Regions from separate parts of the Homo sapiens genome. Here region 1 is linked to region 2. A link is an interaction called in ENCODE POLR2A ChIA-PET data of the cell type or tissue named here. Cell type or tissue: Panc1. All regions are shown on one strand. Links, peaks and the distances in the headings refer to the core of each region. The heading gives the core; the rest is flanking DNA.

The links. Peaks named below come from ENCODE experiments on the same cell type or tissue, not always from the same donor. Only the 100,000 strongest peaks of a DNase experiment are listed, where the experiment ranks them.
Region 1: POLR2A ChIA-PET joins it to region 2 with 10 read pairs; 4 of 35 experiments call an interaction of 5 or more read pairs at or near these places.

The regions. Positions count from the first base shown.
Region 1 is chr1:229,396,273-229,411,711 of GRCh38, forward strand. It overlaps LOC124904541 (a long non-coding RNA gene), which reads left to right and starts at 11,073. Exons shown (of 2, transcript XR_007066925.1): 1 at 11,073-11,596; 2 at 13,830-15,439. It also overlaps the pseudogene RN7SKP276. RefSeq lists an enhancer at 10,740-11,705. In Panc1, for the core only: no CTCF peak of the experiment used is centred there; no DNase peak of the experiment used is centred there.
Region 2 is chr1:229,311,255-229,326,693 of GRCh38, forward strand. It overlaps CCSAP (centriole, cilia and spindle associated protein), which reads right to left. Exons shown (of 4, transcript NM_145257.5): 4 at 9,761-14,157. The coding sequence ends at 13,981. Among named protein-coding and RNA genes, the nearest start is that of CCSAP, 24 kb to the right of the region's middle. In Panc1, for the core only: no CTCF peak of the experiment used is centred there; no DNase peak of the experiment used is centred there.

The DNA of each region.
Region 1 (15,439 bases), core at 7,515-10,014, 84 kb after region 2:
GGGCACCTGTAGCCCCAGCTACTCAGGAGGCTGAGGCAGGAGAATGGCGTGAACCCAGGAGACGGAGCTTGCAGTGAGCTGAGATCGCGCCACTGCGCTCCAGCCTGGGCCACAGAGTGAGACTCCATCTCACAGAAAAAAAAGAAAAAATGGCATCTACTAAGTTCCAGACAGCAGTTAGACACAGAATGCATTAGTAAACACACATGTGGCCCCTTCCCCCAGACCTTGTGTTCTAGTGTAGGAAACTGACAAAACTAGAGGAGAGAGAGGAAATATGATAAACATTATAGAGACATGGAGTGCTTATGGGAAGGTCTCTGGACTAAGCACGCCCTTTATTTGTGATACTTCTGATGCATTTGCTCTGGGGTCTTGCTGATCCTGGAGGGACTACCCCTCCCAGGGTGAGTCAATTCCTAGAGAGAGTAAACAATTCGCCTGCAAGTGAACAAGCCTTTCAAATGCAAACCAACCCATCCAGAGCCAACACCCCAACCACCTCCTGTATGGTGCTGTCATATTCTGGACCACTCTCTCCTGCCCTAATCACCCCAGGTACCAGACAACTAGGGAGAGTCCCTGTGCCCTACAGCCTTTAGATGATCCAAACTAGCCCATCCTCAGCCCACTTACCCTGCCCCACTCCTTCCTTCCCACGGAAATCACAGCAAAGGCTCTTGCCCACCGCTCCCTCACTCCCCCTCTGCCTCCTGACCCACGTGGCGCCTCCCCGTGCGGCTCTGAGTGGCGTGCCGGGCCTCCTGTTTCTAGGGACCTGCGCATATAAACTTCCTCCTTCATGACAGTCAGTCCCATGCTCATGAGTCTCACCAGACCTGAGGAAACAAATCCTTGGTCCCCTTAAAACAGCTTCTCTGCCAGGAGATGCTTCAGCTGATCTCTGAAGGGTGGGAAGAATGCCCAGACAGGAGGAAGGTTGGGACTCACGGGCAGAGGGAGCAGCTGTGCAAAGGCCTCAGGGCAGGAAAGAGATTGCTTGAGGGTCTGAAAGAGACCCCAGTGGGCAGAATATGGTAAACAGGGAGCTACCAGCAGGTGCGTCCTCCACAGCTGTTTTATTTGTTTGTTTGTTTTAGAGATGAGGTCTCTGTCACCCAGGCTAGAATGCAGTGGTGTGACACTAGCTTACTGCAGCCTCAAACTCCTGGCCTCAAAGTGATCCTCCCTCCTCAGCCTCCCGAGTAGCTGAGAATACAGGCACGCACACTGTCCCAGGCCACACCTGAAGATCTGGAAGCCTGTGGTACTTGCAGCTCCTTCTTGGAGTCATTGATGAAAAGGGCGGTGATACAAATCCACACAGAATGGCCTCCTAAGGCTCCGCTGTGAGCTCCTCACGCCACCCACCACGGCCCAAGCAGGGTTCTCGGCCTTCCACCTCTGGAGAGGAATTGCATGAGCTCCTGCTCATAAGCAACCTGATATAGAAGAAAATTCTTTTGAAACTTTCATGAAAATGATTTAAGAGAATATTTTGTACCAGTTAGCGTGGTGTTTAATAATTGAGGGCAGAAAGAACCTTTCAAATATTAAACACTCACGCCCATTTTTCTTGCTATCTGGAGTCTTGTAAACTCCTCCCTCAGTAGATTACCTATTGCATTCTTCATTAGGATTCCACAGCCGAGTCGTCTTGGAGGATTTAGCTGTGATGTGTGAAGTCTCCACTGTGGGAAATGCAACTCTCTTGAGATTACATCAGCTATTGGTGAAAGGACTGAGATACGGCTTCTTTCCTCTCCAAACTGCACTTCTGAAAGAAAACAGGAAGAGAGATAGGTGAGGGAGGAGGACTGGCAAGGGAGCTGGGGGGCAGAGGTGGAGAGGAAGAGTTGTGGAGCCCTCATATGCTCCAGGCACTGTCTTGGGCACTTTTTTTTCCATGTTAACTTTTTTATAGATGTATAATATACATTCAGCAAAGCATCAGATCATGTGCATAGCTTGATGAATTTTCACACACGGTGAATGCACTGGTATATTCCACACCCTAATTAAGAAACAGAACATAACTGGCAACCCAGAAGTCCTTCACTGTCCTCTTTCCATCATCATATCCTCACATGAGTAATCATTGTCTTATTTATTTATTTTTTTAAGATAGAGTCTCGCTCTGTTGCCCAGGCTGGAGTGCAATGGCGCAATCTCTGCTCACTGCAACCTCTGCCTCCCAGGTTCAAGTGATTCTCCCGCCTTAATTTTTTATTGAGATGAAATTAAGATAAGATTTACCATTTTAGAGTGAACAATCTACTCAGTGGCATTTAGAACATTCACAGTGTTTTGCAGCCACCATCTCCCCTGGTTCCAAAACATTTTCATCCACCCCAAATGAACCCTACCTCCACTAGACAGTTCTTCCCCATTCCTCTCCTCCCCTGGGCTCTGAGCAGCTGCCTGTCTGCGATCTGCGGGGATGTACCTGTTCTGGACATCCCAAACAAATGGACTCCTACAATATGTGGCCTTTCATGTCTGGCTTTTCGCTTAGCCTGATGTTTTCGAGACTCATCCATGTTACAGCGTGTATCAGCGCTTCATTCTTTTTATGGCTAAATAATATTCCATTGTATGGATAGACCACATTTTGTCCATCCATTCATCTGGTGGGGACAATTGTGTTGTTTCCACCTTCTGGCTATTGTGAATAGTGCTGGTATGAACACGGGTGTACAAACATCTGTTCGAGTCCCTGCTTTCCGTTCTTTGGGGCATATACCTAAGAGTGGAATTTCTAGGTCCTATGATGAGTTTATATTTAATTTTGGGGTAACTGCAAACTGTTTTCCAAAGGAGTTGCACTATTCTTTTTTCTCATTGAATTGTCTTGGTGCCCTTGTTGAAAATCAGCTGATCATCACAGATTATACAAGACTCAGACTAATCCAATTAGAGTTACTGCCTCACAGCCAAACAACGTAACACAGGAGAAAACTCTCTCTCTGATGGGGAGAAAGAATTCTTTCTTGGAGAGGCCAGCAAGACTCAGACGTGAGTTCAGTCCAACTGGAACCTGAGCACCAGCTACAAATACCTGTCTTGAAAGGATGCAGTGTGCTCCTCTTACATGCCTGGCACCATTCTGAGCACCCTACAAATATCATCTCACATCATCCTCACAGCCATCTCCAGGATACCTAACAGAGGAGGGAACGAAGGCACTGAGAGGTGACGAAGTTTGAGCAAAGCCATGCAGCTGATAAGAGGGGGAGCCAGGACTCAAACCCAGGCAGTTTGGCTCCCACATTTGGCCTCCCAAACACTATACAGGCTGGGTATTCGTCATCTGAAATACTTGGTACCAGAGGTGTTTTGGATTTGGGATTTTTTTTTTTCTTTTGAGACAGGGTCTAGCTCTGTCACCTAAGCTGGAGTACAGTGATGCCATCATAGATTACTGCAGCCTCAAACTCTTGGGCTCAAGCAATCTGCCCAGCTCAACCTCCCAAAGCACTGGGATTACAGGTGTGAGCCACTGTGCCCAGCCAGAATTTTTTGAACTTTAAAATATTTGCATATATTATATAATGAGATCTCTTGAGGATGGGACCCATCTCTAAACACGAAATTCATTTTTGTTTCATATACATCTTATACACATAGGCTCAGGGTAATTGTATACAATATTTTAGATAATTTTGTGCATGAACCAAAGTTTTTATTTCATTACTCTTTGTGGGCATGCTTGCATGGGAGAATCTGGGCATGTGTGGAAAAGATATATTGCAGCTGAAGGGGGCTGGGAGGGCCTTTTCCCCATCGGAGATGCTAAATAAACTGTGTGTAGTGCAACTGCATTTTGACTGTGACCTATCACATGAGGTCAGAGGTCAGGTGTGGAAATTTTCCTTTTTTTTTTTTTTTTTGAGACGGAGTCTCACTGTCACTTAGGTTGGAGTGCAGTGGCACAATCATTGCAACCTCCACCGCCCAGGTTCAAGGGATTTTCCTGCCTCAACTTCCCGAGTGGCTGGTATTACAAGTGTGTGCCACCACACCCAGCTATTTTTTGTATTTTTAGTAGGGACAGGGTTTCGTCATGTTGGACAGGCTGGTCTTGAACTCCTGACTTCAGGCGATCCGCCTGCCTCAGCCTCCCAAAGTGCTGGGATTACAGGCATGAACCACCATGCCAGACCAGGCATGGAATTTTCTACTTGTGGCATTATGTCAGTGCTTAAAAAGTTTTGGATTTAGGAGCATTCAGATATTGGATTTTCAGATTAAGGATGCTCAACTTGTACTAAGTACGTAAGGTACTTGTACTAAGTAACTAAGGAAGGAGCCTAACACAGGCCCTGCCGAATCTCAAGCTCTCAAAAAAGAAAAAGGAAAAAAGCCACACAGTGGCTCATGCCTGTAATCTCAGCACTTTGGGAGGCTGAGGTGGGAGGATCGCTTGAGCCCAGGAGTTCAAGACCAGCCTGGGCAACATAGCAAGATCTTGTGTCTACTAAAAATAACAACTTTTAAACTAGGTGGGAGTGGTAGTGTGTTCCTGTAGTCTTAGCTACTCAGGAGGCTGAGATGAGAGGATCGGTCAAGCCCAGGGATTTGAGGCTGCAGTGAGCTATGATCACACCACTGCACTCTAGCCTGGGAGAGAGAGCGAGAACCTGTCTCAAAAAAACAAGGAAAACAAGAGTAATTATTCTTTGTAAAAGGGAATAATAACATCTACCTCATAGGTTTGAGATTATACATGTGCAAGTACTGCTACATAAACTCCCGTGTGCCATTCCAATGTGGCTTCATGAGCTCCAGATGAAGGACCGAGGTTCTGCCAGTTTTTTCACTGGCCACGTCTGTGAGATAACCAAGGACTCCTATTTGTGGAGAGTCCTACTGGCTGGCAGAGGAACCTTACATCAAGGGACATATTTCTGGTTTAATCTTAAACCAGCTACAATGCCAAAGAATAGAGCAGGGTTTTTTTTGTTTTGTTTTGTTTTTTCAAGGCATCCTCAAACTCACTGAAAGCTCAGCCCATCTATTTCTGGAGAGGCTGAGAACACATGGAGCCCCCACACTCACAGGCACGCGCACACACACACCAACTCCACCATCCCGCATGCCCAGCTCCAGGAAGCTGCCTTTCCCTTGGAGACACTTTGTTATTTGGAAAGAAAAAGCAACATGTGAAAATAAATCTTCAGGTTGCAGAGGACATATCTATAGGATATTGTTGTCATCTTGATATTCAGGAAATGAAGATGCTCTAAATAGCAAAGGCAGATCATTACTGCCTTCCAAGGAGAGTTGGCAAGAACTCCAAAGAAGGGAAACCGAGTTTGCCTCCATCCAAGTAGGATTGATGCATGTAACAAATTTGCTTTTGATGTGGAAGTGGTGGAAATGAAAGCGTCAACGTTAATTACCCCAGGGTAACAAGTTTGTAATATGGATCCCAAAGAAAAACATGCCCCTTTGCAACATGGTCTCTATTTAGGTTTGGCTCATCCCAAGAAGAGGCAAATCAGCCCAGGAAAGGGTCATTTTTCATAACACACTTGTATTCGTTTTCTATTGCTGCAGTAACAAATTACCACAAACTTAGTGGCTTCCAAAATACAAATGTATTATACTTTTAGAGGTCACAAGTTTGAAATGGGTCTCAAATCAAGGCGTTGACAAGGCTGTGTTCTAGGGGAGAATCCATGAGCCCAGGAGTGAGGCCACCTTCACTCCTGAGCTCATGGTCTCCTTCTGCCATTGCCCCTCCAACGCTGTGTCTATTGTCCCACCTCTTTCTCTGACTGACCCTCCTGCCTCCCTCTCATAAGGATGCTTGTGATTAAATTGAGCCCATTCAGAAAATACAGGATGTTCTCCCAACTACAGAGGTCCTTACCAGTCCTTTTTGCCATATGAAGATAACAAGTTCACAGGTTCCAGGGATTAGGACACAGACATCTTTGGGGGTCATTATTGTGTCTACCATTCAACTGTAGCCTTTTGTGCTTCCAGAGGAACAGGTGAGGAGACCACTGTGCCTGCTCCAATCTGAGGCAAGTACAGGAGGGAACAGGGTTGTGGTCCTGTTCTTCCAGGAGCACCATGGAAGATGCAGCATCGAGATTGTGGGGGATGAGAGTAGACGGAGCAGGTGGCCTTGGACTTGGCCTTCCTTTTTATTTATTTAGGGTTTTTTTTTTTTGTACAGGGTTTCATTCTATTGCCCAGGCTGGAGTGCAGTGGTGCAATCATAACTCACTGCAGCCTTGAACTCTTGGGCTCAAGTGATCCTCCCACTTCAGCCTCCTGAGTAGCTGGGACTACAGGCACGTGCCACCATGCTCCACCAATTTTTTAATTTTTTGTAGAGATGGGGGGGGTGGTCTAGCTATGTTGCCCAGGCTGGTCTCGAACTCCTGGGCTCAAGCAATCCTCTCATTTTGGCCTCCCAAAGTGCTGAGAATACAGGTGTGAGCCTCGACACCCTTTTAGAAAGGCCCTTCCTTTCTAAATAACAATGACAGCTACTACCAGTAACTGAATGGCTGCTGTGCACCACACACCCAGCTGAGCATTATATAGACAACATCACCTTTATCCTCACAGTAATCTTGCAACTATTTCTCTTGTTTTTATACACAAGGAAGTGGAGGCTTGGAGGAGCAAGGTGGATCCCCCAAGAACACACATCTGGATAGAGATCACTGAGATTCAGTAACCATCAGACTCAGAGTCTGCTCCTAAACACCACACACCACCCGCTCTCTCCACCCTCCCCATCCCCAGCCTATGGGAAGCCTTTGTCAAGAGGTGCCAGCCCACAGAGGTCACACGGGCCCTGAACGTCTGAACTGCATGACCGGGACCCATGCTCCCAGGGTGGTCCCTGCACATCCTACCTTTTCCTTAAGACCATGAGCTCATCGGGACAGGAGAAAGGTCTCCCCTTGCCCTGTTATTTCCCCCAGTGGCCAGCAGAGTGCTGGGTACACAGTGGGTGCACAATTAGAGCCTATCTCCTTGACTTACCTGCCTCAGATTTACATACCAGGATGGAGCACATATTAAGCACCTCACCCCACGTGCCCTCAGCATGGCCCCACCTGGTAAGGTCTTGAGCAGAAGGAAGAGTGAGGACACCTTCTCCACACAGCCTCTCCTCAATAAGACCCTTCATGCTTCATCCTCCAGGGTGTTTTCAGCCAAGATTCTTTCTCCTTTAATCCAGAAGCGTCTGGGATCTATGAGCCCTGTATGTCCCTTGGATGTGTCTTCTGTGTCCTTGACTTGCAGAGTGAGCGAGATCTAAAGATCCAGTGACACAGCCCTTTTGCCCCGGTGCAGAGGAGGGACAAGTGGAAGGGAGCCGGGGCCTGCTCCCACCCTCACCACAAAGTCCTCTACAACAGGCTGTGGGGGACGGTGGCCAGTCACTACCATCAGCCCCAAAGGCGGAGGCAGAGCTCAGGCCATGACACTAAATTGAGGGCCACTTTCGGACTGCAGGACCAGGAAGCCAATAGCCCCTGGTGGTGGGAAGAGATTGTGCTGCGAAGGAGGAACACTAGAATGACCTTTTCCTGCAGGAGCAAAGACCAGGTTTCTCATGGTCCTTGTGGCCAAAGCAGCACCTGTGGGCACACCTGCCCCTCGGGAAAGGGGAACCTGTGGACGCTAATGATCCAGCCAGGGCACCTAGAGGTTTCTGAGCAAGGACACCCCATCCAGCAGGAGGTGCCGGCATCAGCTCTAAAGTGACCAAGGAGCTACCAGCATAGTAAGGGGGAAGGGTGGCACCCAGAGACCAGAGAAAGGATGCCCAGAAGACAAAGGCCAGACCATGAGGACAGGACTCCTTCCCATCCTTATGAGAGCTGGCTCTGGAATGAGGGGCTATTTTGTGGGGATGGGCCATTTGAGTCTGACTCCATTGGTAGCTATATGATGGCAGGCAACTGGGTGAAAAGTAAAAATAGAGTCCTCTTGAGATAGATACAAAAGTAAAAATACATATGTCCTCTTGAGATAGAAATTGGATAAGCAGCCAGGTGTGGTGGCTCATGCCTGTAATCCCAGCACTTTGGGAAGCCGAGGTGGGATGACTGCTTGAGTCCAGGAGTTCAAGACCAGCCTGGGCAACATAAGGAGAGCTCATCTCTACAAATAATAATTTTTAAAAAGTTAGCTGGGTGTGGTGGTGCACACCTATGGTCCCAGATACTCAGGAGGCTGGGGTGGGAGGATTGCTTGAGCTCTAACAGTTGAGGCTGCAGTGAGCCAAGATCATACCATGGCACTCCGGCCTGAGAGACAGAGCAATGCCCTTCTTTTTTTTTTTTTTTTTTTTGAGACGGAGTCTCGCTCTGTCGCCCAGGCTGGAGTGCAGTGGTGCGATCTTGGTTCACTGCAAGCTCCGCCTCCCGGGTTCACACCATTCTCCTGCCTCAGCCTCCCAAGTAGCTGGGACTAAAGGCGGCCACCACCATGCCCGGCTAATTTTTTGTATTTTTTTAGTAGAGATGGGGTTTCACCGTGTTAGCCAGGATGGTCTCGATCTCCTGACCTCGTGATTCGCCCACCTGGGCCTCCCAAAGTGCTGGGATTACAGGCGTGAGCCACCGCGCCCGGCCTGAGCAACACCCTTAACAGAAAGTAAGGAAGTGCTGGATAAACAGAAGTATTATGGCATGTCAAAAGAACACAGGAGCCAACCCAAAAGAGCTTCAGATGGGCAAAGCTGGAACCATTTAAGCAACAAAATAAAGAACAAATAATCGGATTATAACCCAAGGTACAAAATAAATATATGTACTTTCATACTGATGTAAATTATGATTGAATAGTGAGAAAGGGTGGCTCCTCCCTACAAAGGATTCCAAACAATATATTAGATGCATCCCCATCCAGGAGGTGGAGTTTAATCTCCCCACCCACAACAAGCCTGGGCTCCAAAGAATGTTGTAGAAAAAGCGAAAAACAGTGACTTAAGAGTAGAGAGATCTGGCGGACACCACCTTAACCAAATGATTAGTGTGAACATTACCAGAGATGGCGTGCCATGTACCCGCTGCTAGGATGCCGTGAGAAGGGCATTCCACCTTTTTTTTTTTTTTTTTTTTTTGAGATGGAGTTTCACACTGTCACCCAGGCTGGAGTGCAGTGGTGCAATCTCAGCTGACTGCAACCTCTGCCTCCCGGGTTCTAGCAATTCTCCTGCCTCAGCCTCCCAAGTAGCTGGGATTACACGCACCCCACCACACCACACCCAGCTAATTTTTTGCATTTTTAGTAGAGACAGGGTTTCACTATGTTGGCCAGGCTGGTCTCAAACTCCTGACCTCATGATCCACCTGCCTCAGCCTCCCAAAGTGATGAAATTACAGGCATGAGCCATCACACCCGGCTGGCACTCCACCTCTTTAGTGTTCTTTCCAAACACCCACAACCCCAGGCTAATCATGAGAGAAACATCAGAGAAAATCCACATTGAGGACATTCTACAAATCTCCATCTACAAAGGAGTATTACCAGACTCCTCAAAACTGTCAAGGTCACGAAAAACAAGGAAAGACTGAGAATCTATTACAGACCAGAGGAGAATAAGAAAACATGATGGCTATGTATAACGTGGCATCCTCAATGGGATCCTGGAAGAGAAAGAGGGCATTCTATGGGAAAACAGGTAAAATCCAAGTAAAACCTGGAGTTTAAGTAATGTGAATGTACCAGGCATGGTGGCTCACACCTGTAATCCCAGCACTTTCAGAGGCCAAGGTGGGAGGATCCGCTGAAGCCGGGAGTTCATAGACCAACCTGGACAACAAAGCAAGACCCCTCTCTCTACAAATAATTTTTTTACAATTCAAAAATAGGCCGGGCGTGGTGGCTCATGCCTGTAATCTCACCACTTTGGGAGGCCGAGGCAGGTGGATCACTTGAGGTCCAGAGTTCGAGACCAGCCTGGCCAACATGGTGAAGCCCCATCTCTACTAAAAAATACAAAAATTAGCCGGGCGTGGTGGTGCATGGCTGTAATCCCAGCTACCTGGGAGGCTGAGACAGGAGAATCTCTTGAATCCAGGAGGTGGAAGTTGCAGTGAGCCTAGATTGTGCCACTGCACTCCACCCTGGGCGACAGAGCAAGACTCCATCTCAAAAAAAAAAAAAATGGAATTTGCCATAACTGATTCTTTAGTGTGATGGTTGTACCAAGGTAATGTACAGTGTTAACAATAGGGGGAACTGGGTACAGGATATATGGAAACCTATGTCCCACCAGAGCAACTTCAAATTTTTCTGCAAATCTCAAATTTGCCCAAAATAAAAGTTTATTTGAATAAAAGCTTGAGCTCTAATTGAGGTTTTAAAAAAATGTATCCTTTTAAAAATGCATTCAATGAACACACATATAGAACTTCACCTGCTCAAGGCACTATTCTAAGTGCAGCACAAATGTTAACTCCTCATTGTGGTCTTGTTATCCCATGTAACCCCTCTGCTGCTGTCTGGCTCAGCGGGACATTCTCCTCCACTTACTATCCTACCTCTCAGCTCATGTTTGTAGCCTGTGGTCGGCACCATATCAACCAAGGTTGGTCTCAGCCCCTGCTCTGATTGCCATCAAAAAAAGTGTCGTGCCCTCCACACAGCCCCCAAAAGACAAACAAAGGCCATTCACAAAAGACCTCTGTGTGTATCAGATGTCTCTGCTGTTTCAGAAGCAGCGGTTGGGCAGTCTCCACCAGACAGAGAGCCCGGCCTCTGACCACTCTCCCCCTCTCCCCTCCCCTCCCGCCCTGGTCTCTCGGTTTAGTTCATGCTGAGGTTGGTCGCTTGTTTCATTCACTGTCTCCTACGCAGTCCATGCCACGGGGGATAAGTTTTTCACAAGTGGCTTTTTTTCCCCACAGTGAAGAGACGTGGCCTGGGTCTGGAGTTCCTCAACCGGCAAAATACGACGTGAACAGCTCCTGCACCCAAAAAGGCCCCGAGTTAACTCTGCTGCATAGGCGAGGCAGGCACCGCGCCGCCAGTCGGGGACGCAGAGCGAGCGCGTCCTCTGGGATTTGAAGGCCGCCCCCGTCAAAGTTGGCATTCGGGGGCCTGCGTGTTCCGGAGCTACGGAGCGGCAACTGAGGCAGGAGCTCAGGACTGGGGGGAGAAAGAGAGACCCTGGAAGCGATTAACGTGCCCCTTGCTTTACAGATGTGGCAGATAAGACACGAGAGGGAGCTCTGGTCCCCGAGGGGCTGTCCCGGGAGGGAGCGAGGTGGGGAGGGGGAGCAGGCCCTGCCCCGAGCACCCCGCGGACTGAGCGTCTGGCGTGCACGGCGGAGGGGTTACCGCGGGGAGGTGACACCCCAGGGTGGTGAGGGCACGCAGATGAGGCTGGCCTGAGGGGTGCCTGCTTTGGGGAAAGCAGTCTGTGGAGGGAGGGAAGGAGGGCGATCGCGGCCCCACGCGGGTTGTGCTGCTGAGGCTCCGCGCCGCAGGAAAGGCACCCTAGCCGGATTCGCCCTCGGACGCCCCAGCTGGGCACACTCACGCGGCTCTCCCGCGGCTTCTCGGGAATTCGCCTCCAGGGCAATCAGCTCTTCGCACAAACGTTCAAACCAAGGTAAGAGCTATCAGATCCAGCCAGATCTGCTTCCTAAGCCTGGCCAGGGCCCTAAGCACCCCCACCCACACGCTCAGAGGCGGGCGACGCCGAGGCAGCGCGAACCCGCCCCACGCGGTCAGCTCCAAGGCGCCCTGTTTAGCGTTACCTCTGCGACCCTGGGATGGGCCTGGGCAGGGGCTGGCTTCCCCTGGCTAAACGCAGTCAATGAAGGGGGTTCACTTTCCTAAATACGCCGGCCTCTGCCCATATCCCCCGTGCAAAAACGCAGGGCCCCTCTCCCTCCAGTCGATGGTCCTTAGGCGTCGGAAAGGGCAGAAGAGTTCGCTTTTCTCCCAGCCCGAAGCTTAGCCTAACAGGGCCCTGCCTGTGGGGCAAGGTGGGCCCTGCCCTGGATGGGACCCCACCCACCCCTCCAGGAGCAGTAGGTCCCATTGAGTCACGATATTATCCACCCTGGTAAACTTGCTCGTATGTTACCAAGAGGAGGAGGCTGTTAGGCCCTTGTCAGCCGTGAGCTAGGATAATCTAGGGAACAGAAAGAAGCCATCAGGTGCAGGGTGCCGGAGGGACATCTAAGCAAGGCAGGCCTCATGTGGCCTCATGGACAGTGGGGATGAGAAATGGCACCTTCTTCATTCTGCCTGGAAGCAGGCAGTGGGCCAGGTCTCTCTCAGCCGGGCTGAGGACCCTGGACAGAGCTCAGATTCCGGATACAGTTCCTCCACAGAGTGGGGTGGGAATCCGGGTGGGCCCCACCCACTGAGGCTCACCCAGGCTGCAGGAATCCCTGGGACCTAATAATACACACAAATCAGAAAACGGGCTGCAGGCCCTGGCCATGCAAGGAGAGAAAGAAAGCTGACGCCTGTCCTAGCCTGTCCCCACTGGCCTTGCCCTAAAAGCAGCAGGGCGTCTGGTCCCAGAGCCCAAGGCCTCACTGGCTGGGCAGCCAATAGCATCCCTATATCAAGAGGATGAGCACGCTGCAGGGAATGGCAGGCATGTGGCCCAGCTGTCACAGTGAGCACAGCCCCATGGGCCCGCCTGGGCTGCCTGCCTCAGGCTTCTCCCACTCCACAGCCTCCTTCCTGTCCCAGGCTCTGGAGCCAGCAGAGGAGCTGCAGTCAAACCAGCTCAGGCACTTTCAGCCTAGTTAGGAAGACCAGGCAGCTGTAGGGAGGGGAAGGGGAATAAATACAGCCTGATAATGGGGAGCCTGTGAAATGGAACACAAGGAGGTCGCTTAGAGGACGGCAAAGGTAAAAACCTGCTTAAGGAAGGCGGAGGGTACTGTTCTCAACACTGGCTCTGACTGACGGGTTCTAGAGGGAAATGCTCCCTTTTATCTCCCACCCAGGAAGGAGTCTGAGAGCTTCCATGCCCCAGACTTGCCCACCATCCCCACCACCACGTCCCCTCTGAACATTCCGTGACGCTAGAGACACAGGCTCCAGGACTTTATGATCCACCATCAGCCTTGTTTTTCAAATCTACTCAATGGGAATACGTCTAGCTTTCCTCCTAAGCAGGCAGCTCATTACATCCTTGGCCCTGGAGGAAAGTTCCCTTCACCCAGTTCAGGGTGGATACAGATGCCAGGAGACTCGCTGATCAGCCACCAGGCCCTCTCTGAGCCGTCCCTGGGTGTAAGGACCTGCATGGGCTCCTAGGGGGCACGTTATGAAGGAAACTTGGCCACTGCTTTCAAGGAGTACCTGAGATTAACAAGACCCAAGTGAGAAAGCTGGTGCCGAGGGAGGGTGTCCAAGCAGTTCAAGGCTACCTTCTGCCCAGAGTCGTGGACCCCACACACACAGCTCCGTGTGCATGTGAAGGAAAGGCAAAGCAGTTTGAATTCCTGATCAGAAGGGTGGGAGCATGGTGTGGAGTGAGCTCCCAGGCCTCCCTGGAGCCAGGCACCTGAGCCACTGAGAGACAACGTCCCTGAGAAGGGACCAAAGTGCAGAGAAGGAGGGGGTGGTGCAAGGGATGGGGGAGGGGGGCGCAGGAGAGCTCAGGGTGTGCACTGAGGCCGCGGGCCCGGGGAGCTCCCAGGCAGGGTCTGGATGCTCTTGTCTTTCCCCCAGACCATGAGAATCCTGGGGAGATGCCCACCAGTGCCGCTCTCCTGGCTCTTAAGTTTGGATTTAAAGCTGTGCTTACTTATCCAAGGGGCTGGGAGAAAGCACAAGCCCTTTGTCAGCGGCTCTCTTCTTCCTTCTACGTTCAGGCAGAGTGCGGGAAGGAAAGGACAGCTGATACCCAGGAGCCTCCAGAAAGGAGAGGGCTGTGCCATGGCCAGGCACCCCTGCACCCCTCCCCCAACACCCCAGGCATGGTCATCGGGCCCTTGGAGCTTTGCCAGGGCCAGGACTCTGCTTCGGCGTGCAGGCAGGACCTGGGAACCTGGGTCTCTGGCATCTTGTTCTGAACGTGGGGATTCTTCCGGAGGGCAGAGCAGACGTGCCCATGCCTCTTCTCCACCAAACCCAGGAGCTGGGAGCGAACAGCAGGGCCGGCATCCATCCCAGGCACACAGGGGCACACATCAGCTCTGGCTGCCCATCCCTCTCTGAGCATTGCAGAAAGGCGGGTGCCGCAGGGCTCCCAGCTCACCCCAAGTTCCTCTTAGCAATAGAAAACCTGAATTCCCCTCTTCTGAGTATTTTGAAGGCAACAGGATGTACATGTTCAACATTCATCTTCTGGTTTGAGCTCGTTCCGCGGTTCTAGCAGGGGAGTGGTATACACTTGACCACAGAACCGTTGTCCTCTATCAGAGAAGATTCTCCTCTTCCACCCAGCACGCAGCTTCAGGAGAGATCCACATGGAGCAGTGAGGGAGGAAAGGGATGCCTGCCTAAGCCAGCAGGTGTCAACCCATTCGAATCAACCCTCTGCAGAATGGTAGCCCCAGGCGGCGTGCCTGTCATTTGCTCTGATCATCTATTATGCGCACCGCATGATAGCAGCAGCCCCCCACCATCTGTTTAGGATCCTTATTATGTGGGTGTCACATTTAAGTGCCTATTAGCACAGCTTCCCTGAGCCCCTCCTGCAGCTGCTACCACCCTTTGGTGCCAAAGCCCAGGCGGTTGTTCTTGTTGACTCTGTTCTCCTTCCCAGAACACTGATTACTGCTGGGAGGGCTGGCAACTCCCCACAGCCCTCTAGAGCAGCAGCTGAAAGCGCCTGGTTATTAAAAAGGCTTAGAGCTCCTGATAAGAGAGAAGGATCGCTTTATAATTCCTATGTAGACTTCTAAATTATTCCCTCGGCCCTCATCCTCTGCCACCAGATTCCCCTCCACCAGTTGGAAGGCTTAGTTAACGAGTCAGATATGAGCAGGCGCTGATATAAAAATAGAGGCAGGCAGTGGGAGCTGGCACTGTGACTCACCGTGTGGCAGGCGTGGGGCTCTGCAGACAGCTGCAGGCAGGCCTTATGCCCTCCCCCTCGGCCTCCTCTTCCCCTCCCCTACCTCTCCCTGTCCCCTCCTCCCCCCCTCCCCCTCCTCCTCTCTCCTCTCCTAGTTCCCTCTCCCTTCCTTCCCTTTCCTCCCCTTTCCGTCTCCCTTCTCCCCCCCACCCCTTCATCTCTCCTTCCTCCCTCTCCCCTCCCCCCTCCCCTTTCCAGCCCCAGAGCACAGGCCTTCAAGCAGACCCTGGGTCCAGCCAGGCTTTTTGAGCAGGTTTCTCATATTTATCATTCCCTCGAGGCAGTGAGTGAAATGGGAGGGAATGCCGAAATAGCACAGACTCTCATTCTCCTGCGGGCTTTTTGAGTTTTCTGCAGAGAACATTCTAATGACCCTCCCTTCCAGCCCCAAGGCTCCAACAG
Region 2 (15,439 bases), core at 8,215-10,714:
TGCTAGCCTGTTGCTCCAGACTTCTACCATATGTAGTTACATTTTAGGAAACGTCTAGTGGCCTGAAGTTTAGGCACAGAGTCTGGTGTTTGTTCACAGGGATCTTCTGTGGGGATGATACTTTACTCTGGTTTGTTCCATGGCTGGGTGACATTATACAGGTTTGTTCCATGGCTGGGTGACACTACACGGCAAAGGAATACTTGAGCTGGGCTTCAAGGAAACATTTAGCTATGTGGTCATTGTAGAAAGCACAGATGACAAACGGGGGCTGAGTGTAAGTATCCACAAGTGATCACGGGTCAAGGCCTGAGGGCAACGCAGGGGCAGGCTGGGTTGCCATGCATTGTCCATGGGGCAGCATGAGAGGCTGTCCTAGGAGGCTGTTGCCAGGAAGTATGTGCTTGGTCCAGACTTCCCAGGTTCTCGTCAAAGACCAGACAGCAACCTGGACACAGAGGAACTCCTCAGTTCTTCTGAAATCCTGAAGCTCTAAAACAATGAAACAGAAATGGATGCAGCAGCTGTCATAGGTATTAGTCAATACCTAAGTGTTAAGAACAGTAAAACATTAACTAATAGCGATGTTAATTTTCACAAAATAGTCATCTTTTTTTTTTTTTTTTTTTTTGGGAGATGGAGTTTTGCTCTTGTTGCATAGGCTGGAGTGCAGTGGTGTGATCTTGGCTCACTGCCACCTCCGCCTCCTGGGTTCAAGTGATTTTCCTGCCTCAGCCTCCTGAGTACAGGTGCCTGCCACTACGCCCGGCCAATTTTTGTATTTTTAGTAGAGACAGGGTTTCACCATGTTGGCCAGGCTGGTCTCGAACTCCTGACCTCAAGTGATCCACCTCGGCCTCTCAAAGTGCTGGGATTACAGGTGTGAGCCACCCGACATGACCAAAATAGTCATCCTTAACTGGTTTGGACCATCTTTCATTAGTAAAATCAAAAGCATATGTGCACAGTAAAATTCCTAGCTGCAGACGCAGGCTCACCTCCCACAGCCAACCCCTTAGCCCCTTGAACTGCTCGCATGAGGACCTCAGACACACTTCTCTAAACACCCCTTTTCATATGAAAATACTGGAGGCAGAGTGTCCTTCCATTTGTGGGTTTCTATTTTTATTTTTGAGACAGGATCTCAGTCTGTCACCCAGCCTGGAGTGCAGTGGTGCGATCACAGCTCACTGCAGCCTCAACCTCCGGGGCTCAAGCAATCCTCTTACCTCAAGCCTCCCAAGTAGCTGGGACCGCAGTTGTGCACTGCCATGTCTGGCTAATGTTTTGTTTTGTAGAGATGGAATTTCGCTATGCTTCCCAGGCCAGTCTTGAATTCCTGGGCTCTAGCAATCCTCCCGCCTCGGCCTCCCAAAGTATTGGGATTATAGGCGTGAACCACGACACCTGACCCATTTGTGTTCTTAGCATGCTTTGAGACTGTTCCACGCTTTCCTTTTTTGAATTTCCCCCCTGCCAAGGTCCAGCTTATGACTAGAGGCAGGCAGTGTGGATGTGACACAGTCTGATCCGTGTCCTGCACCATGTGAACACCTTTGTTGAGTGTATCTGCACATATGGATGTATCAGAAAACTTTTAGGAGCAAAATTGCTAAATCAAAGGCATACTCTTTAAATATCAATAAAGGTACATTGCCCTCTGAAGAACTTGACCAATTTACACTCCCACTTACAGAGCAGGAAGCCCAACCATTTAAAATGCACAACTTTTTAAAAGAGATTTATGGTTTATATTTTTATTGTAATATTGGCCATCAATTTTATGGTAGCCATGAAGACTGTGTCCTTTTATTCTACAAGTAGCAGTCACACAGGCTTCTGGAGCGTCGCATTATGACGTACACGTCATGGGAATCCCCGGTGACAGTCCCTGCTGTGGAAGAAAGTGGAGCAGAACCTGGGTCCAGAACAAGGGCAAGATGAAGTCAGACCTAGGGCTTTTGGAAATGCTGGATGAGCATCAGCAGCAGTCTGAAGATGCTGTACTGTGTATTTTATTGTGGGTTAACAGAATCATGTCAAAATTCTGTTCCTAGAAAAAGTTCATTGTTTTGGTGAAAATCCAGGATTTATACCTTATCATCCAAAAATTGCATGCAGAGTTTTAAATATTGTAATGTGCCAGAGCCCCATTCCAGACCAGCAGGCAGTGGAGGGGCCCCGCGCTGTTCTCCTCTCCGCTGCCAGACAGTGGCCTCCTGAGTGGGAAGCTCCGAGCAAGAGCCCAAAGAACATTCACTTACAGGACCTCCCAGGTGGCTCAGTTATTAGTCTAGCTTAAGAATCACACAGCTGAGAATCTTCAGTGGGAGGGCATATCTTTGAAGAGTGGGTGTTTGTATCTGTTTCTCTTTTGTTTTCTCTAGGATTATTTTTTAATGGCTAATGCATTCTTAATGGTTTAAAAATCAAAGCCGCATGAGAAGGTGAACACTGAAGGCTCCCTGCCCATCCCATCACTCCATTTCTTCCTCTAGCCCTGCAGGTAACCACTAGTTAGTTTGTGAATCCTCCCAGAGGTTCTTAATGTAGATACAGATATTTTTATTAGCCTTCCCTTTCTTAAAAGATAACATGTTACATACACCATCTTTTGTACACCTAAACTCTATCTTGGAGCTTTTCCACTTCTCAGTACATTGAGAGCTTTCTCATTAAAGGCTGCATAGGGTTCCATTTTGTGGAAATAATGTTTTCTTTAGCCAGTTTCTTATTGATGAACTGGGTCATTTCCAATTGGGTCATTTCTAGTTCTCTTTTGAGGTAATTGCAAAATAATTTAGTTAAACAGCATCCTTAATTTTTGTTTTCACTGATATGCTCCTCTCATTTATCAGAAAAGGTAATAATTTTCCTTCCAATTTAGGCCTTTCCCTATACATTGGCAGGAACCATTTAGAAAATTTGATGGAAGTAGGGAGCAAATCCAACAAGAGGTGTGCAAGACTTTTTATTCATGAAAACTTTAAATCCTGCTGAAATAAATATAGGAAGACCGACCTAAATGGAGACATACTATATTTGGGGATAAAAAGACTCAATATTAGAAAGCTGTTAATCTTCCAAAATTAGTAAATTCAGTGCAGTTTAATGAAACTGCCAAATGGAATTAAAAATAGAATTTGACATGCTCATTTTAAAGTTCATATTTAGAAAATAACCAAGAAAAGAGAACAAGGTGGGCATGTGGAGACTTGGCCTCCCAGATATAAAATAAACTGCAAAACTTATTTTGCAGTTTAAAAGAATATAGTGAGCTCAGGTTTGTCCAAACTGATCCACAGAAGAGCAGCATCTAGAAACCTTCCCATGTATCTAAGAAACCTTCCCAAGAATTTTTTTTTTAAATGATGTAACACTTTATATCAGTAAGGACTGTTCACAGATGGTGTTAAACCCATCTGCTACCCATTTGATTAAAAAAGGAAGGTTGGGCCAGGCAGGGTGGCTCACGCCTGTAATCTCAGTAGTTTGGGAGGCTGAGGCCAGCAGATGGCTTGAGCCCAGGAATTCGAGACCAGCCTGGGCAACATGGCAAAACCCCATCTCTACAAAAAATGCAAAAATTAGCCAGGCGTGGTAGTTCATGCTTGTAGTTCCAGTGATGGGGAGGCTGAGGTGGGAGGATCACATGAGCCCAGGGAGGTCGAGGCTGCAGTGAGCTGTGATCACACCACTCCACTCCAGCCTGGGCAACAGAGTGAGACTTAGTCTCAAAAAAAAGGGAAGGTTGAATTTTTACTTCATATTCAAAAAAATTAACTTCAGTTGGATTAAAGAGCTAAAACTAGAAGCAAAGTTTTTCTTCTAAAACATTGGAAGACAATATTGCATTTTTTATAATCAAAGGGTCTTTCTGAAAGTGACACAAAGTCCCCCATCTGTAAGGGAAAAGTTTGAGATTTGAGTATGCAAATTGGTATTTTCCATAAGACAAAAGAAAGCATAAAGGAAAGCAATGAGCTGTATAAAATATTCACAAAATATCTATCCGAAGATGTATATCAGATATATAGAGAGACCCTAACAAGATCAGTAAGACAGAAAGAAACTCACTTAAAAAAAGTCAGTGCGCTTTTCTACATTTTTTTCCAAAATAAAGGATTGGCAAAGCACATAAGCAGACCATTCATCAAAGAAGTAAAGATGACTGATTAATAAGAAAAAGATGGTAACATCACTAATAATCAGTAAGGCCAGGCACAGTTCATGCCTGACTTTGGGATCCCTTGAACCCAGGAGTTCGAGACCATCCTGGGCAAAATGGCGAAACCCCATCTCTACAAAAAATACAAAAATTAGCTGGGCGTGATGGCACGTGCCTGTAGTCCCAGCCGCTTGGGGGGCTGAGGTGAGAGGATCACTTGAGCCCAGGAGTTCAAGGCTGCAGTGAGCCGTGTTTGCGCCACTGCCCTCTAGCCTGAGTGACAAAGTGAGACCCTATTAAAAAAAAAATCAGTAAAATGTAAATCCTTGCATTCCTGATGTTGATACGCATGGCTTCTTTTTTAAAAACGTTCAGTCTTACTAGAGGTTTCTCAATAATTTTTTCGAAGCAACAGCTCCCGGCTTCATTCATATTCCATTTTTGTTTTCAATTTCATTGATGTCTGCTTTTTGTCTTCCTTTGTTCTGCTAGTTGTGGGTTCATTTTACTTATCGTTTTCTGTTACTGTGGATGCTCAGATTATTGATCTGAAACCTTCTTTCATAATAAAAGCACTCAATGCAATAAATTTCCCTCTAAGCACTGCATTATCTGTGCCCACGTATTTTAATATGCTATAATTTCACTTTTCTTCCCTTTAAAATATGTTCTGATTTCTCTTGAGAATTCCTCTTTGGTGATTTATTTATGACTATGTTGTTTAACTTCCAGGCAATTTCAGATTCTCCTGTTATCCTTCTATTACTGAATTTTAGTTCAATTCCATTATGGTCAGAAACATACTTTGTATGATTTCAGTTATTTTACATTCATTAAAGTTTATTTTATAAACCAGGATATGGTCTTAGAGATATGTTCCACGTGGCCTTGGAAGAATATATGTATTACGCTGTTGTTGGGTGGAGTGCTATAAATGTCAGTTACAGCCACTTGATTAATGATACTCAGTTCTTCCATCTTGGCTAGTTTTCTATTAGTTCTATTACTGTTAGGAGTATTGAAGTCTTCAACTGTAATGGTGAATTTGTCTAGTTCTCCTTTCAGTTGTCAGATTTCCTTCACATATTTTGCCTCAGCACAATCTTCTTTGTCATGTTAGCCTTTTTCCAGTAATTCACCTGTCCACCATAGCCATCTGCTTCCTGTCATAACCCTGCTTTCCCTGGGCGTATGGAGAATCCTATGTTCTATTGTTCCATACTGTCTCACTTTTTAGGGATTATGCTTGCCTCACTTACAGTAAGTCCAGCAGGTTTTAGAGAGTGTCGCTATGCTTGTGCACTGTGGACACAGAAGCTCATACACGGTGAAGTTCTGCTGCCAGGTGCGTACACCTTTAAACATGCTGCGTCTTCTTGGTGAATTGACCCTTTTATATAAAAACCCTCTTTATCTCTGGTAATTTCCTTTGCTCTGAAATCAACTTTGCTATTGCTTTCTTTTTTGATTAGCGTTTTTATGGTCCTTTTTCATTATTTTTATTTTTTTTGAGACAGAGTCGCCCAGGCTGGAGTGCAGTGGCGCGATCTCAGCTCACTGCAACCTCCACCTCCCAGGTTCAACCAATTCTCATGCCTCAGCCTCCTGAGTAGCTGGGATTACAGGCATGTGCCACCACACCAGGCTAATTTTTGTATTTGTTTTTGTTGTTGTAGAGACAGGGTTTCACTATATTGACCAGGCTGGTCTTGAACACCTGGCCTCAAGTGATCGACCCTCCTCAGCCTCCCAAAGTGCTGGGATTATAGGCGTGAGCCACCATGCCCGGCCTGGTCCATCTTTTTCTGTCCTTTACTATTAACCTACTCATATGGTTGCATTTAAAATGAATTTGTTGTAGACATCATATAGCTGAATCATGTTACTGTCTTTTAATTGGTGTGTTTACACTATTTACATTTAATGTAGTTACTAATGTGTGTGGTTTCTGTTTGTTCTCTGTTTTTTGTTCTTTGGTTCCCCCTTCTGTTTTCTTCTGGGTTATTTGAACTTTTTGTTGTTGTGGTGGTGGTGGTGGTGGTTGTTGTTGAGATGGAGTCTCGCCCTGTCGCCCAGGCCGGAGTGCAGTGGTGCGATCTTGGCTCACTGCAACTACCGCCTTCTGGGTTCTGGGTTCAAGTGATTCTCCTGCCTCAGCCTCCTGAGTAGCTGAGACTACAGGCACCTGCCACCATACCCGGCTAGTTTTGTATTTTTAGTAGAGACAGGGTTTCACCACGTTGGCCAGGCTGGTCTTGAACTCCTCACCTCAGATGATCCACCTGCCTGGGCCTCCCAAAGTCTTGGGATTAACAGGCGTGAGCCACTGCACCCGGCGCATTTGAACATGTTTAGTATTCCATTTTATCTGTTATGATTTTGACTATATCTTTGTATAAAGTTTTGAAAGGAAAACAGCCTATTTAGAACCGTTTTTGTCACTTAAATATGCTTGGAATACAGAAACCTTCCCACCATGTGGGTCCCTTTACTCGCCCCTCTTTCTGTTACAGTTGTCTTATATATTGCATCTACATAGGTTGGAAACCCTATCAGATGATGTTATATTTTTTGCTTTCAACAATCAAACATGTTATAAAAACTCAAGAGGAGACTAGTCTATTCTATTTTACCCAGATAGTTGCCATTTTGGTTGCTTTTCTTCATTCCTGATGTTGCAGGTTTCCTTTTGGTGCTGTTTGTCTCTGAAGGACCAGCTGCCTGTGCAGTTCCTTTGAGCGGGTCAGCTGCTGCCATTCCTCTCTGTTTTCATGCATCTGACAATGTCTTTATTTCACTTTCATTCCTGAGGGATACCTCATTGGCTAGGAATTCTGAATTGACAGTTATTTTCTTTCAGCACTTTAAAAAATGGGCCACTTCCTTCTGACCTCCTCGGTTTCTGATGAAAATTCCGACGTCACTCAAATTGTTGTTTCCCTACAGGTAATGTGTCATTTTTCTCTGGCTGTTTTCAAGATGTCTTTTAGTTTTCAGCAGTTTATGATGTGTCTGGGCATTGACTTCTTTGAATTTATCCTGTTTAGGATTTACTCAGCTTCTTGAATCTGTAAGATTTCACCCATCTTGGGAATTTTTCAGCCATTAATTATACAGATGGTTGTAAAGCACTGCATTTTTTTTTTTTTTTTTTTTTTGAGACGGAGTCTCGCTCTGTCACCCAGGCTGGAGTGCAATGGCACAATCTTGGCTTACTGCAATCTCCACCTCCCGGGTTCAAACGATTCTCCTGTCTCAGCCTCCCGCATAGCTGGGATTACAGGTGCCCACCACCATGCCCAGCTAATTTTTGTATTTTTAGTAGAGACAGGGTTTGGCATGTTGGCCAGGCTGGTCTTGAACTCCTGACCTCATGATCCACCCGCCTCGGCCTCCCAAAGTGCTGAGATTACAGGCATGAGCCACCACACCCGGCCAGCACTGCACTCTCTTTTATCCATCTGTGACATGACTGTGAGACCTGTCAGTATCATCCCACAGGTCCCTGAAAGTCTGTTCATTTTTCAGTGACTTTTCTATTCATATTGGATGATTTTATCAATCTGTCTTTCTCTTGTCATCTCCATTCCATTGAGTCTATCCAGTGAATTTTTAAAATGTTATAGTATTTTTCAGTTCTAATATTTTCCTTTGGTTCTGCTTTATATCATCTATTTCTTTACTGATAATTTCTATTTTAATATGTTTCAGGAGTGATTGCTTCTCTGAGCTTTTTATTATTAACTACTTTAAAGTCTATAATGGCTTCTGTTGTCTTTTCCCATTAGAATTATTTTCATGGTTCTTTATATGCTGAATAATTCGGGATTGTATTCTAGATATTTGAATGTTACATGAGGAGACGCGGCTTTTAAGTAAGTCCTATAGAAAATGTTGATACTATTGTTTTATTATAGCAGGAAATTGATCTGGTGAGGCTCAGGCCGAAAACTCCAACCTTCTGTGAGTTTTGGTCCCAATGTCACTTCAGTTTTCAAAGCTTTTGCAGTGCTATTTGGATTCATCCCATATGGGCCCCATCTTGTGGTCTGAGGCCTGACAGGGCTCACCTGCAAGCTCGGTTCTCTGCTGTCTTTGATATGGACTTAGGATCAGCTCTACCCATAAGCACTGTGAACATGTGAGTAGGTGGGGAAGGGCTAGTGTTCATAAAAAACTTTGTGGAGTCACTTTCTTAAGCTCTTCTCTCTCTGCTCTCTCCCTAGCACTTTCTAGTTCCCTGGGGCTCCCCTTTTTTGGTCCTGTGGCCCAAAATTGCCCACTTCTGCAATTAAGCCATATCCTTCAGAGAGGAAAAAAAGCGCATCAGCTCAGCCCCGCGCTCTTGGTGATGCAGCTGTACTTGGTGGAGATGTGCGAGGCTGTCCCTCAGGCTTCCGACTCCTGCAGGCTCCCACTGGCAGCCAGGGGGTGACCTGGGAGCTTCAGCACGAAAAAATGGGGAAAAGGAGAGGTAAGAGGGGCATTTCCCCCACTCTCTGAGCTTCAGCTCTTCCTTCCCCTCCTGTCCCTCGAGCCAGGCTGCTTCTGGATCTCCGCACCACGGTACTTACTTCTGTGTTTTGGCCTGTGTTAAGGCTGGATGATACATGAAGAAGAAAAAAGGAAGACTCACCACCACTTTAGTGGTCCTTAGAAGTCTAGTGTACCCAATCTGTGCGTTGCTATTTACTTTTCAGAGTCCTCAAATAGCTGTGTGACACAGTCCGTCCATATTTTATAGATGTGTTCAGTAAGAACAAAGTGGGGGAAATGGGTGCTTCCTCCATCTTCCTGGAACTAGAATCTTCCCTAAGATATTAAGGGAAAAAAAAGTGGAGAATGTCTATTGCATTATCCAATATTTGTGCAAAAACAAATGTGTGCATGTATCTCCATAGATAAATGCTTAGAAAAAAGGTCTGCAAGTTTACACACAAAACTTAAAAATGGTTTATTCTAAGAAGAGGAGTAGAATTTCGATGAGCAGGGAACTTTCACTTTTAACTCTATACCTTTTTTTTTTTTTTTTTTTTTTGAGACGGAGTTTTGCTCTGTCGCCCAGGCTGGAGTGCAATGGCATGATCTCGGCTCACTGCAACCTCTGCCTTCCGGGTTCAAGCGATTCTCCTGCCTCAGCCTCCCGAGTAACTGGGATTACAGGCACGTGCCATCACACCCGGCTAATTTTTGTATTTTTAGTAAAGACGGGGTTTAACCATATTGGCCAGGCTGGTCACAAACTCCTGACCTCAAGTGATCTGCCTGCCTCGGCCTCCCAAAGTGCTGGGATTCCAGGCGTGAGCCACCACACCCAGCCAACTCTATACTTCTTTTTGAGTTATTTTAACCATGCACTATTACTTTTGTAACTTTCAAAACCATAAGAAGATGTGATGGAAAAGACTGGGAAAAATTATAGCTCAACTCAAAGTGTATATACACTATTTATCTTTTCCCGGACATAACTAATGTGTCTTGTTAAACATTTATCTACTGAAAAATCCATTTAGGAGTCAATATGATCATACATTTTCTTCAAGTCATTTATGTACTAAGCAGAATTACTTCTCACAAAAGAGTCTCAGCTTGTAATGTTAATTAACTTTATTCACATTTTTCCAAGTAAATACAATATTAACTATAAGCTAAAAACAATACATAGTTCTTAGAAAATACAACCCCGAATTATTGTGTGGCCTGGGCTTTGTGATTATGTGCCCAGCCTTTGTTCCTCCAGAATTTTAAAGTGAATGCAGTGCTCAAAACAAACTTACGATAGCACAGGGAAACCTTCCCTAAATAAAGTTTTGTTATTAGAAGAGAAATCCAAAAAGAGGCCTCTACTGCCTTCATTCAAGTGTCGAGAATTTCAAAATGGAAATAATATTAAAAGAGCAATCGATTTTTTTCCATCTCACACTAGTAGGCTTGAAGGAGGCAAATTTGGACCAAAAATCTAGACATAGCTCCTTGCATAGGGTTTGATATTAAGCACACACTTGCACTGAATAACTCCATATCCACCCTATAGTACAAAAATTCATTTCAAATGCAAACGTTGTGCAATGACCAGGTCATATTTTTAAGATCACTCTTTAAAATATCATTTTACTGATCACAAAATTATATAATAAGGATCTTATATGGGTTAGGTATTAAGTTTGATACCAAAGCAACTATAGCATCAAGCTACATAAATATTAGCACCATTTTTTATCTAGTCCAGTGAAATGTAAAACTATCCATCAAACTGTTTTTTACCAAAGCAGTCAACAAGAAAAATTGTTTTACTTCTGATATATGCTTTGCTCCTCCTCCTCTTTGCTAGTAATACTTTTGAACACTTTAAAGAAAGTACAGTCGGCCCTCTGTATCCGTGAGTTCTGCATCCATGGATTCAACCAAATACAAATTGAAAATATTTGGGGGCAAAAAGGATGGTTTCACTTGTGCTGAACATGTACAGGCTTTTTTTTCCTTGTCATTATTCCCTAAACAATATAGTATAACAACTATTTACAGAGCATTTACATTGTATTAGGTATTTTAAGTAATCTAGAGATGATTTAAAGCATACAGGAGGATGTGTCTAGGATATATGCAAATACTACACCATTTTATAGAAGGGGTTTGAGTATCCATGGAGTTTGGCATCCTAAGGGAGGCCTGGAACCAATGCCCCATGGATACTGAGAGGCGACTGTACCATAACATTCCATTTACAAAGTGTGTGCCCAGAACAGCATTATCAACCTGAAAAAGGATAGTGGAAGACCCTACAGATTTTTTTTAACTTACGAATTGTGCAGAATTATCTTCTGGAAGTTATGGCTTCCAATAACAGCCATCTTGCTTGCTCTCGTTCTTACAATTTAGTCAGCTGAGTTCAAGTGACCCAAGTATAAATACCCTTCAAGTTGCTAGCAATTGATCTTCGATGAAACACAATGACAAAGATATTACATATGAAATGGTATAAATATGTGCCTCCTACCTAATACGCAAGTAAGATCACCTATAGCCTATTATACATTTATTCATTTTTAAAATGAATCTTTTGAAGATCCATTTATTCACATTTTTCCAAGTAAATAGAATATTAACTATAACTACTAACTATAATCTTTTAAAGATTCATTTTAAAAGTGAATAAATGTGCTTAGAAATTTTAGGGGGGAGAACACACATAACATACATATAACCAGAGGTGCCAAGTATTTTAACATCTCCTAACTAAGGGCAGTTAAAAGACAAAGAATCGATTCCTGTTCACTTCTCCTCCCGCGGACTTAATGTCCAGCAGAGTGCTAGACAATATTGCTTCAATATTCTATTACTTTAATATTAAAAGCAGTAACAAAATCAAAAAGCATATTTATGACATTGTTTTAATTAAGTTAAAATCAAAATTTTAAAAAGAGTTTTATGTAGCATTTATTTTAAATATCATTGGGTTCTCTGTTTCAGACTTTTTCAACATGAAAGGTAATTTTTAAACTGTCTCACTGTCTTGCAGGTTGTCCCAAGAATTAGGAACATGATTACAACCACATTCATTTCTAGAATGAAAAGAAAGAATTAGGACCATCAGACTGTTAACAACTATCAAATTTTCACAGGTTCAAAAGGTAATTGACACTCTTTAAAAAAGAAAGAAAAGAAACCCTAACCAACTAAGGACTTGGATGTAAGATGAAGGCTTACAATTCATACTGATTTATTAACCATTCATGCACTTTAAAAGCACTTTAAAAATCCCGTTCATTTGTCTTCCACTTAAAAAGAGGAAAAAATTGGCCAATATTTGCCTTCTACATTATATCTCTGTCTGGAGTTTTAAGTAGTAAGTACATTAAATATAAGTTTGTTTTCTAAACAAGAGAAAAGTCTGGCGGTTCAAAGTCTAGAGGAAGTCGGGTTTCTAAGGCAGTCCGTCAGTGTGGGGCCTGCACCACTCTCTAAGGCCGTCTTTCCTAGATTGTCAGCTGCAACACAAGCCTGAGCTGGATGACTAACACCGAACATGCAAGAAGCGACTTTAAAGGAACAGTTTTCACAATCAGCTAGCTACACCATCACAAATTGCCACATTAAGGTGATCTTTAGGTACCTGTGTCGTTTAAAGACTTTAATAATAGTTAATACCAAAATTCACCAGTTACTAGCAAGGCTGTTTTGGACAACATGTAAAATTTCCTCTTTTGAAATATACATCTCAATGATTAGGAGAGATCTGTAAGGAAACAAATTCACCTCAAAACTATGCAAATATTTAAAAAGTTTTTTTAAGCTCACAATACTTCAGTATGTGTTTTCAAAGCTTAAACAGTTATCATGTGTGAAGAGTTTATGGGGAATGAAAGCAATATGTTCTAAAAATTGACTATGGTTTTCCAAAGACCCAGAGAAAAATACTAAGGTAATACTCAGCCTCACGTCCACTCACACATCTTCGGGTGCCAAGCTGGCATAGGCAGAGCACCATTATCTCTTATAAGGAACTTAGCACATATCCTTCTAGCAGATTCTTGTCTCCACAGGATGGAGAAGACATCATTCATTTGATGGAAACCAGTGTTTGTTAAAACCATTTTTCTACCCCCAAAGCAAACATACTAAAGAGAAGGAGCACTATTTACATAAATTTGTGCCTACCCACACACCACCATTCTCTCCCATTAAAGTGTAGATAAGATCTACTGGCTAGGAATCAAAGAGTAACGTATTTCAACCTAAAGTTTGAATACTGTACATCATCAAGACTTTGTTATTGTTAAGTGCTATAAAGAAAAAGAGAAAGTAGGGGTGGGCAGTCTATCTAACAGGCATCTTCACACTGGTCCCCATCCCAGTGGAACAAGCAATGCCAATGTACCAAGTGCAATTCCAGATTGTAAGTTTGAAATGTCATTGCCAGCCATTACAGAAGAGGCAAAAGTCCACAGTGGGTGTATGCCAAAAGGTCAAGTGTGACAAGGGACTGAATCCACAGTATGTATTCTTTAAAAAAAAAAAAAAAGGCAATAAAAAAAGTGAGTCTTTGACTACTCAAAAGAAACTTTACTACTACTGTACACACATATTGTGTTGTGTGCACTTCGTCTATTGGAATGTACTTGAGCTATTAAACTATTAAATAATAACTGCCTAGATGATCACTGAAAGAGAAAAAGAGACCCTCGCCCAGCCCAGATAATTCTTAAATATCACAATCTACATAAAGATGCTGCTGAACTGAAATACAAATAAGTTAAAAATTTTCAGGAACTAGCAAAGTTCTACTTTCATTATACATGGAATCAGTAGTAGTGCTGACACTCATTTTTGACTTGATATTCTTTCACAAACAAAACGGCATATAAGGAAAACGAGTCTTATGCTGTAGGATGGAATGATCTTATAGCTATGGAATCTGGAAAGTTATTTAGAACAAGATGATAATAGGCTCTACCTAAGCTTATGAAAAGAATACTGAACTGTAAGCATCTGTTGCCATTTAAAGGCATTTGGTGTCAGTATCTTAAAAGATTAAGATGCTTTAAAACAAAAACCTTATAAGAATATCAAAGATTTAGGGAATTATCTTCATAAATAACCAAATGTCTATGGCTTCAACTGTCTGCCCTACTGCCGAGGTAGGTGACCAATATTCATCAAAATAAAACAATCTTTTACAAATTCCCTAAAAAAAACCTTGCATAATCAGTTGGTTTCTTAAACCTGTGTCCGTTTCTTTTGATGGTTTTTGTTTTGTTTTTCCTTTCAGTCATTTACACTTTTTAAAAGAGGCTGTCCACGCAAGTGTTTCTTTAAGCTCTTGCCGAATAGCACCTCATGTATTCTGTCATCCACGGGTTCTCTGAGGAGGAAGCCTTCATCTTTCTGTTCTTCTCCACATCCACAGAGTGAGCTCGCTGCCTTTGAGCAACCAGTTTCCTTTTTTCCACCTGTCTTCTGTTCTTGGCTCGTAATGCTGATTCATGAATCTAAAGAGAGTTCAAAATAAAGGATAGTAACTTAAGGGGCTATTATACTAATGTTCAACAGAGGTTGCAATGAAGCTGGCTACTGCCAGGTCAACTGCAGCAGGGCAGAGTCAAGCCCTGCCTCTCTATATAGTTCTTCTTTACATAAAACCTTCCACAGAAGAGCCATTCTCACTTGATGCTGTTCTCACTTGATTCATATCAGGGATAATGAAACTAAGCAACAGCAAATTAAATGTTAGACAGAAATGGTAAGCAACTAATTTGCATGTGCCTCTAGAGTTGGCTCTGGAAAACTGTCCGAACTGCTTAGCATTAAACATAAGTATTTAATTAACGACTTATAAACAGCTCATAAAAAGCAGGGAAAATAAAAGAACTTTAAATGTTTAACATCAGTATACCAAAGACATCTCGAGATTTTACCACCTAAGATGTCTTATACTACAGATAAATCCTGTTAAAATTAATCCCACGGACTTCTTAGAGATCTTTTGTTAAACGGCAGCTTTGTTGTCTCAAATATCACTCCAAATAACACCATTTGCTAGGGTTCAGATGTCTGTTCAGTGAAATTTTCATTATGCTGTTTATCTAGAACTCAAGCAGTTTGCAGTTTCACTTTCTGCTTCCTTAAACGCAGCCTTTGCTTTAGGCTATCATAACAGTATTAACGCTAACATACATGTTTTCTGACTACACACATGAAGGTCCTCTCATCTGAAATGTTTCCGGGTCTTGACACAGGAGAGACAAGCTAAGGCTAAGTCAGGGGAGGACTAAAGCTCCTGAGAGTAAAATGCATTTGTTATGGATGAACAGGGGAAATGCAGCCATTTGAATTTAATCAGAGGAACAAAAGGGAGTCTCTGGCAGATGCCAAGCAATCAATCAATCAGACAAACCAAAGATAAAGAAGCGCCAGGTTATCGAAGCTGAAGGAAGCTGAAACAGCTCAAGAGACCAGTGGCAAATCCAGATGGGCCGTCGCCAGCCTTGGCTGTGCTGCTCCTCCTAACCTTCCGGCCCCCCAGGAACTTGTGAACCCCAACTCCATCTACATCTTTGCCTGGCTTGGTGTCACTAAACTCTTCTGGGTAACTCCAAGCCAAAACCCCTCGCTCTGCAGGCCACCAACATGCAGAATCCTCCTTTGGTTCATCAGAGGCTCCATTCTGGAGTTCCCCAACCCACCATGCTATCCCCTAAGATCTCCCATGGGCCCAAAGCACCCAGTGGCCAAAGGACACGATGCCCGATGACAGGCGCATGGCCCAGCTGG